Regions from separate parts of the Mus musculus genome. Here region 2 is linked to region 1. The links are chromatin contacts, found by Hi-C or POLR2A ChIA-PET in ENCODE. All regions are on one chromosome and are shown on one strand. Each heading gives the region's core, a stretch centred on a gene start or an enhancer-like site at or near the end of the contact. The rest is flanking DNA. Distances are from core to core; before and after follow the strand shown. Region 1 holds the start of Cdv3 (carnitine deficiency-associated gene expressed in ventricle 3). Region 2 holds the start of Topbp1 (topoisomerase (DNA) II binding protein 1).

Region 1 (4,452 bases), core at 995-3,494:
GTTCAGATGTACAGTCACATCCATGTACTGATGCATGCACATAAAATAAAGATAAATACATCTTTTTGGAAAGGAGAAAAATGGGTGGGGTGTTCAACTGATAAAATAGTTGCAGGATACAGGAAACAGCTTTGTAGACAGTGGTGGGATTTAACCTCAGCAGAGGGAGGCAAAGGCAGGAAGATCTCTGAGTTCAAGGCCAGACAGGGCTACACAGGGTGACTCTATCCTAAAAACAAATGAAAGGAAACAGAAACAAAATGAGAGAGAAAGGAGAAAGAGAGAGAGAATTGGAAGTGGAGATTCAAGACCATCCTTGGCTCTGTGTTCAAGGTTAATTTAGGATACTTTAGACACTGTCTTAAAATGAGGGGGGTGGGGAGCAGGAAAGGGCAGAAAAAGAAGGAAAGAGGAAAGAAGACAAGGAAGGTAAAAAGAAAGTTTGCTAAGAGATGTTAAGCAAAGCTGGTGGCACTGGGCAGTGCTGAACTTGGACAATACCACAGGAAGATATGTGGTGTCACAAAAGGAAGTCACCTAGGAACCATCCTGGGCTGGGGGAAGAGAACAAATATGTCTGCTTATTAGCCAGGTGTGGTGGCGCACACCTTCAATTTCAGCACTTAGGAGGCCCAGGCAGGTGAATCTCTGAGTTTGAGGTCATCTCCGTCTTCAGAGCCAGTTCCAAGGCAGCCAGGACTACATAGTGAAACCTGTCTCAAAAAACAAAACAAAAGAAAGGTCTTCTTATTGTTGGCTACAGCCATAGAGCCTTCATTTATCCATCGATATGTTCAGAATGTAGGTCTTCAATAGCCACAACTAGGGAAGGACTTGTAAGGAAAGACAGGAGGGAACAGGTGTGGAAAGACATCCCTCCATTTACTAGCTGGGTCCTATCTTTCCCCCAAGGCTACAGACATAGGACTTAGCCATTTCCTCAGTGGTTGTCACAGCTTTCTCCTCTACCCTTTAGAGGAAGCAGAAGTTTAATGCATACCCAGACCACACGTCTCATAGAGAAACACACATTTGATTCTCCAAGGCCCCAAAGTCAAGTCAGGTGGAAACAAGGATATTTTTTATCCCCTTCTCTGTCCTAAGATCCAGCATAGGAGCCAAAGTTAAACTGTAGCAATCACTCAAACTCAAGTCAGAGCAGGAGCAATTCTAGGTGCAATTGTGTAACTAAAAACAAGGAAACTCCAACATCTGTATTGGGTCATTCATTCTTTAGCTGGTAGAGAGCCTCTCTAGCAAGAATGGAAACCCCTAGTATCGCTAACATAGGCACAAAAGTGCATGCCTGAATTCTCAGCACTTGGGATGGTGGAGGCTGGAAGGTCAGAAACACATTATCTTTTCTATGTATGGCGTTCAAAGCAGCCTGGGGTAGGTGAGACCCGGTCCCAAAACAAAGCAATCTCCCCCAAGCAAACAAAAAGCTTTCTGGGCTGCAGATGTTTCGGGGATCAAGTATTCACATAGTATGTGCCAATAGGGTGAAGACCCAGGAAAAGGAGGGGTTTTGTGTGTTTTCTTTTTGTGATTCTGTGGACAGACTCTGCGCTGACATGCGCCTGTCGCACGCTACCACCAAAATCACATTCCCAGCCATTCTCCATCTCACAAGAGCTAGCGTTAGAGGGTCAGATTTATTTAGCCTGACCCTGGTAGACACAGCTAGTCAAAATCAGTTCCCTTCCTTTCATGCACTGGCTTATTTAAGATCCTTCCGTAAATGGAACCACGAATACTAATCCAGCGCTCCTCATCAAAAGCATTCCATTCAGAAGAAAAGTAATAGGTGCCCGACCAGAGAGGGTGCGAGTACAGAAAAGCAGGGCAGGAGGACCAAGCTTGAACATAGCTGGCTTAACATGGTCTCTTTCCTTTTCCTGAAAGTTCAAACGCCTACCAGGCCACAGTCCTGGCGAGCAGACGCACGTGTACCCTGCGCATGCGCGCAACCAAGGCACACCCGCCCCCTCCGGCTGGTCTTCTTCAGCCAAGTCACCAACCCTCTAAATGCCCGCCCTCAAGGCAAATTCCCTGGCCAATCGGAGGCAGGAGTCACTAGGGACGTCACTCTCTTTGCCTACACCCGCTTTCTCCCCGCCCCCATACAGGGCACCGCCCCGTAGAAGGAACGGATTGTCACCTAAGCGCTCCGTCCGGGCATCTGATTGGCTCTCCCGGAAGACCCGCCCCCTTCTCATCCCGCCGCCCGCCCCCCTCGGCGCGCCCACAGCGGCGGGCGGAACCGAGCGCGCAGGCGCGGCGCTGCCTCTCTCTGCTGGTGGCCCGCCCTCCCTCCTCCCCTCCCTCCCCTCCCCGTCCCCTCTCCCCCTCCTCAGGCCCGCGCGTCTTCCTCCCGCACGCGCCGTCGTTAGCCGAGCGCTCGCCGGTGCGCGCCTTCCTTGTCCCTCAGGCAGCGGGGCGGGCGCGACCCTGCTCCACGCTCGCGGTTCCCAGCGAGGAACGTACCACCAGAGCACGGGGGGAGCCGGCCGCCCTGCCGCCCGCGCCTCGGCGACCCCGCGGGGCTGAGGCGACGCCGCACCCTGCAGCCTGAGCGCACAGCCGGCCTTGACCCAGAGCTCGGAGCCGCGAGCGCCGCGCCCTCCGCCGGCCCCACCCATCCGGACCGCGGCCATGGCCGAGACCGAGGAGCGGAGCCTGGACAACTTCTTCGCCAAGAGGGACAAGAAGAAGAAGAAGGAACGGAGCAGTCGCGCGGCCAACGCGGCGAGCGGCGCGGGCGGGAGCAGCGCGGCGGCGGGCTCCAGGCCGGGCGATGGCGGGAGCCTGGGCTCCGGTGCCAGGTCGGGCGACGGCGGGAGCTTGGGCTCCGGCTCCAGGTCGGGCGACGGCGGGAGCTCGGGCTCTGGTGCTAGGTCCGGAGACGGCGGGAGCTCGAGGTCCGGAGACGGCGGGAGCGCGGGCCCCGCCGGCAAGGCCATAACGAAGGTGAGGGTCGGGAGGCCGGCGGCCGGCCGCATGTGCCCGCCCCCGCCGGCCCGGGAGGCCACGTGACTCGGGCTTCGCACGTCGGCCCGGCGGGCGGGCGGGCTCGCGGTCCTCGGCCCCCGGGGCTCGTCTGGCCGCCCCCGTCCGCGGCCCTCTGCGCGCCGCGCCCTCTGGGCCACGGGGGTTGGGCCGGTCCCCGGGTGACGTGTGCCCGAGTCCTCGTGGTCCCGCTTGAGCCCCGCTGGGGCCGGATTTCATGTTCTTAAGGTGTTCCGAGGCTCCTCTGTGCCGCCCGGGCCAGCGTGGCTTACTCTCCCAACCACGGCCACGCAGGGCTGGGAATTGAGTTGTGGAATTTCTGTCGCCTTCTCTCCGCCGCTCAGCTCGCCCTGGGCTTGGGTTTAAGTAAAAGCGGCGGCAGAGAGGGCGTTTGGGAATTAGGCACGTCTCCGGATCTTGCAGGAACGGGCTAAACTTTACCGTCCGGCCACTAGCCCCAATTTTTGAGACAAGGTCTCACGGTGTAGCTCTGGTTGGCCTCCAGTTCACAAAGAGCCTCCGGCCTCTGTCTCTGGAGTACTGGGATTAAAGGTCTGTGTCACTGTCTGCAATTTTGTTTTTTTTTTGTTGTTGTTGTTGTTGTTGTTTTTTGTTTTTTTTAAAGATCACATTTATTTGCTTATTTGTGTGCGCGCACTCCTGTGTACGTGTGCGGAGAGGTTAGAGGCCGGGGTAAATTCTCTCTTCCCACCACGTGGGCCTGGAGAGTTAGACTCTCTGGTTCTCGGTGTTGACTGCCGCCGATTCTTAGACCGACTCAAGAATCCTGGCGACCACTGATGGAATTTTTCCGAGTCTGGAATCTGTTTACCAAGATCTCTAATTAATTAATTCGATGTTTCGCGGGTACCTTTACCAGTTTGGGGAATCCCGTTGGCCCTTGATGCCTTTTAGTCTGAAGTGGGCTTACCAAAAACTAATCAGGTGTTGTTTCTTCCATAGGATGAAAATGAGTGGAAAGAATTTGAGCAAAGAGAGGTTGATTACAGCGGATTAAGAGTTCAGGCAATGCAAATAAGGTAGGATGTGATTACACGTGGGATTAGGTAACCTTGTTAAGTAGTGCACGCGTTTACTTTTTTTTTTTTTTAAATGCCCTCTGTGTCATTAAATTAGTTGCCAACTCTAAAATCCTGTGGTTTCCCTATTTGCAGCTATGTGGATTTTTGGCTTGACTAAAATGGATTTTTGTCATTTAAAAATTTTTAACACTTCGTGTTTGAATTTAGGTGGTCTTCCCTACCCCTAGTAGGGCTCCTGTAGTTCACTCGCTGCCCTGAGAACTTACTGTGTGACTCAGGAGAAGAAGGGGCTTGTTTTTTTTTTTTTTTTCCAAAAAAAAATATTTGAAGCGAGTTGCCTGTGTAATACATGTCTGTACTGTCTTCTGGAATTGGAATTACAGCTGTTAGTGTGGGTTCT
Region 2 (3,925 bases), core at 1,363-3,862, 60 kb after region 1:
TGGTCCTACTACAGGAGCTACTCTTTTCTTAAGCTTTCATTGGAAGTGGTTCTTCACTGCAATAACGCCTGCTTCACTGTCACTTCCTAGAGATACCTGTCTAGATCTTTCTAGATACCACGGTGGGTTTGCTTTGCAGCACCGGGAACTAAAACCAGGTTTTTATGCACACTATACAACTACCACTAAGCAATATTCCCATGGTCATCCTGCTTTCTAACTACACTCCCTCTACCACTTGACTACATTTTATGAAGGAAAAAAAAATGGTTCTTTTTGTAAATGTACATAGTTTTATTTCTTCCCTGTGAGAAGGAATGTGTTGGTTCTGTTAAATGGCTCATCAGGTAAAAGTGCCTGCCATTCAGCCTGAGAACCTCAGGGTAAAAGGAGAACCAACTGCTTCAAGTTGTCCTCTGACATCTACACATGTACTGTGGTATGCAGATACTATTCCGAATGCATGTGCACAAGAGCACCCACATAAACACCATCCCCACACACCAACACAAATGAACATTCCATGATGTATTTTGTTTATAAGCATATCCGGATACCTAGTACCTTATACAAGACCCTAGTCTATAATCTTAAGAGAAATAGTTTGCTTTTTTTTAAATTCAGTTTTAAGCTGTAACCCTTCCATGTCTTTCTCCTCCAACAAACATCCTCTGGAAAACCTTAAATTGTTTTGGCTTTTTCTTTTTCATTTTCCCACAGTACTAGACCCCTTATAACACATTACATAGGTACTAGGTTTTGGGGCACACACCTGTAATCTCAGCATGCAGGAAACTGAGGCAGAAGCACAGAGTTCCAGATCAGTCTGGGCTACACTGTGAGACTCAGTCTCAACTCTTTCACTGCCCCCATACTGTGTAGTTTCTTGCTTATCACCTGATTAATACCGATTTCCTGTTCTATGTATGCTGAAAGAGGAGAGATATTTGCTTGTTCTGATCATTGGTGTACCCCAAGTATTATGCTAGAGGAAAACCTGTCAGATGACGGACACTCAATTGATGATTGCTAAGTGAGTGAACTTTAAAAAACAAAACAAACAAACAAACAAAAAAAAAACAGCTAACTTCTCAAACCTGAATATGCACTGGGACTTTTGTTTAAAATGCATATTCTAATTGTCAAATGTGGGTTGGGATCCCAAGGCTCTGCATTTCTAATAGATTCCCAAGCTACAAGGACATTACTAGGGTTTGTGAATGGCAAAGCTCAAAACTACTCCCATCATTCATTCATTCATGAATATGTGTGTGTGTGTGTGTGTGTGTGTGTGTGTGTGTGTGTGTGTGTATGAGAGACAGAGAGAGAGAGACAGAGAGAAAGAGAGAGAGCAAGCAATGAACCAAAACTATTGCATTGTGACTCCGTTTTTCAGTGCTTAAAGGATCAATGGGGTTAGTAAACAAAACAAGTCAGGAACTCTAAGTCAGAGGACTGGGAAGATGGCTCAGACACACACACAAACAGACACAGACCGGGCGGGGGTAGGGGATCAAACTGTAGGTTAACATCCAATTGTCACAATAGATTTCAATCCTCCCAAAAAATATAATGGTAAACTTGCATCAACTAAAAATTATATAGCAGTGATTTATCTGTATTAAGCATATGCTATAGCAAAATTTCATTAAAATTATCTACTTCTAAGACATAAAATCCAACAAAGCAAAAACATTTAAAACATGAAAATGAGCTCAAGTATCAAATAAGACATATCCATTAATTCTTACCTCAAGAGCTTTAAAAAAGCATTCTGAATTGTCCGAAGACTTTAAAAACTTCACAAGAAACGGCTCTTGGTCATTTCTGGACATAGCTGAACTGTGAGAATAAGGCAGTCAAGAAGAACAAAAGTCAGTCAGTCAATCAGGGAATTAAATGTACAAGTCAACTATTTTTGTAGGGTTTTTGGTTTTTTTTTTTTTTTTTTTTAGTTTTGAGACAAGCCCTGGCAGTCCTGGAATTCGCTCTGTAGACTAGGTCTGCCTGGCACTCAAGAGATGCTCGGCCTCTGCCTCACTCAAGCTGGCAAAAAAGGGAGTGTGCCACTACCGCCCGGCCTGCAAATCAACTATTTTCTTATGCAGACAAGAGTGCCTAAGACATAGCTATCTGGCTTGGTTCATCAATTCATTCAAGATGTTTACAAAGGGCCCCAGAAGGTGGGCAAAGTCGAAGAAGAAAAAAAAGGACACGGATCCTTGCAAACGTGAGAACAAAATGAACGTTCCTGATTGAATCCCCTGAGACCCTTGGTTTGGTCCTCAGTCACTCACTGTTCACTTGCATGGGGCTTAAGACGACGCAGGGCGCCGCTGCGGCTACGGGTACCCACAGCCCGCAAGATTTGCTCCTAAGTTAACGAACTCTGAACGCAAGCAGCCACCGTGCAAGGTCGTGCACGCTCGGCCCAGCTCCCAGGGAAAGGAGCGTCCAGGCCGCGGCTCCCCAGGGACCTGAGGCCCACCCGCCGGTTAGGAGAGGCGCGAAGGCCGCAAGAGGCGCCGGGCGGCCACGCCGGCCGGGAGGAGCCGAAGCTCGCTCACCTAGGTGGAGCCCGAGGGCCCACGGGCACCAAGTCGGGGGGCGCGCGGCCGGCAGGACGGCGGCTGGGGTCGGGCGCCAGCCCGGCGCGCAGCCCCCGCCCTCGGCGGCGCCCCCAACCCGAAGCTAACGCTGCAGAACCCGGAAGGGCCAAGACCGGGAACCGACTTTCGCGCCAACCGAGCGGACGCCACACCTCTTCCGGAGGAAGTGGCGTCATCGGGGCCCCCGCTCTGGGAAGCGGAGCGGTCGGAAGAGGGCGGTCCTTGGGCACGCTTTCCCGAGATGCTCTGGGGTCTGGGTTTGCGGCAACAGTTTCGGCTGCGGCGCAGCTCATCGTTCGTGGCGAGGGCCTGCGGGCGGCCGGACCGATCAGCCTTAAGTCCAGAACGTGCAGAAGTGGGGCGAGGGGGTCCAGTGGCGAGTTCTCCTGACGGTGCCGGGGCAGCGCATGAAGCTAATAGCGGCTTGTGGGTGGGAGGATGTTAAGAAAGTCAAGGTCTGACTCCCCAAAGTGGATGAACAATCAATCCTTACCAAAGCCAAAAACAGTAACGGAAAGAAGACTGGGTGATGAAAGGCACGCTAGATTATTGATTAGGTTATATTCACATTCAAGACTTTTAAAATATGTATTTCTAAGCCGAGCAGTGGTAGAGCACACCTTTAATCCCAGCACTTGGGAGGCAGAGGCAGGCGGATTTCTGAGTTGCCAGCCTGGTCTACAAAGTGAGTTCCAGGACAGCCAGGACTATATAGAGAAACCTGTCTTGAAACTCCACCCCCCCCCCCCCAAAAAAAAGTATTTCTAGATATCCTCTATCAGGTGTATAATTGGCAAAGATTTTCTCCCATCTGTATGCTTATTCATTTGATTAATTTTTCTTTGCTGTGCACAACCTTTTAACTTCACGCAATCCCATTTCATTTGTCCGTTGTTCGTATTATATCCTGAGCAACTAGGGCCCTATTCAGAAAGCCCTTGACTATTTTGGTTTCAGGATTTCAGTTCTGACATTAAGGTCTTTAATCCATTTGGAGTTGATATTTGTGTAACGCAAGAGAGATTAAGATCTAGTTTCCTTCTTTTATGTATGGCTATCCAATTTTCCCGGCACAGTTTATTACAGAAGTTGGTTTTTTTCTTTTCTGATGTGTACTTCCGGCATTTTGTGACAAAGAATCTTTACTTAGCCAAACCTGTAGTCTGACTACTGGTCGTTCTCCTTGTAAAAATCCAGTTAGATCCTGCCACCTTTGATAGCTCATGCCCTTTCTCATTTTTCACTGTCCCCAGGTAATATCTGACTATTCTGGCCTATCTACAGTAAGAAAACTCTTAGGTTCTAACCAAAACCCC

The links. Hi-C counts contacts between places; a loop is a spot of excess contacts on that map. ChIA-PET counts read pairs that join two places held with the same protein, here RNA polymerase II (POLR2A).
Region 2: a loop to region 1 is called in a map of heart, with 4 times the contacts of the local background. The contact joins the promoter of Topbp1 here to the promoter of Cdv3 in region 1. A Hi-C loop is called at or near these places in 9 of 37 maps with a recorded cell type or tissue (gastrocnemius, heart, left cerebral cortex and 1 more). POLR2A ChIA-PET finds 5 or more read pairs at or near these places in 5 of 5 experiments (Patski and embryonic stem cell).

Annotation. Positions count from the first base shown.
Region 1 is chr9:103,363,572-103,368,023 of GRCm38, reverse strand. It overlaps Cdv3 (carnitine deficiency-associated gene expressed in ventricle 3), which reads left to right and starts at 2,244. Exons shown (of 5, transcript NM_175565.3): 1 at 2,244-2,970; 2 at 3,973-4,049. The coding sequence starts at 2,656.
Region 2 is chr9:103,304,014-103,307,938 of GRCm38, reverse strand. It overlaps Topbp1 (topoisomerase (DNA) II binding protein 1), which reads right to left and starts at 2,612. Exons shown (of 28, transcript NM_176979.5): 1 at 2,568-2,612; 2 at 1,752-1,842. The coding sequence starts at 1,835.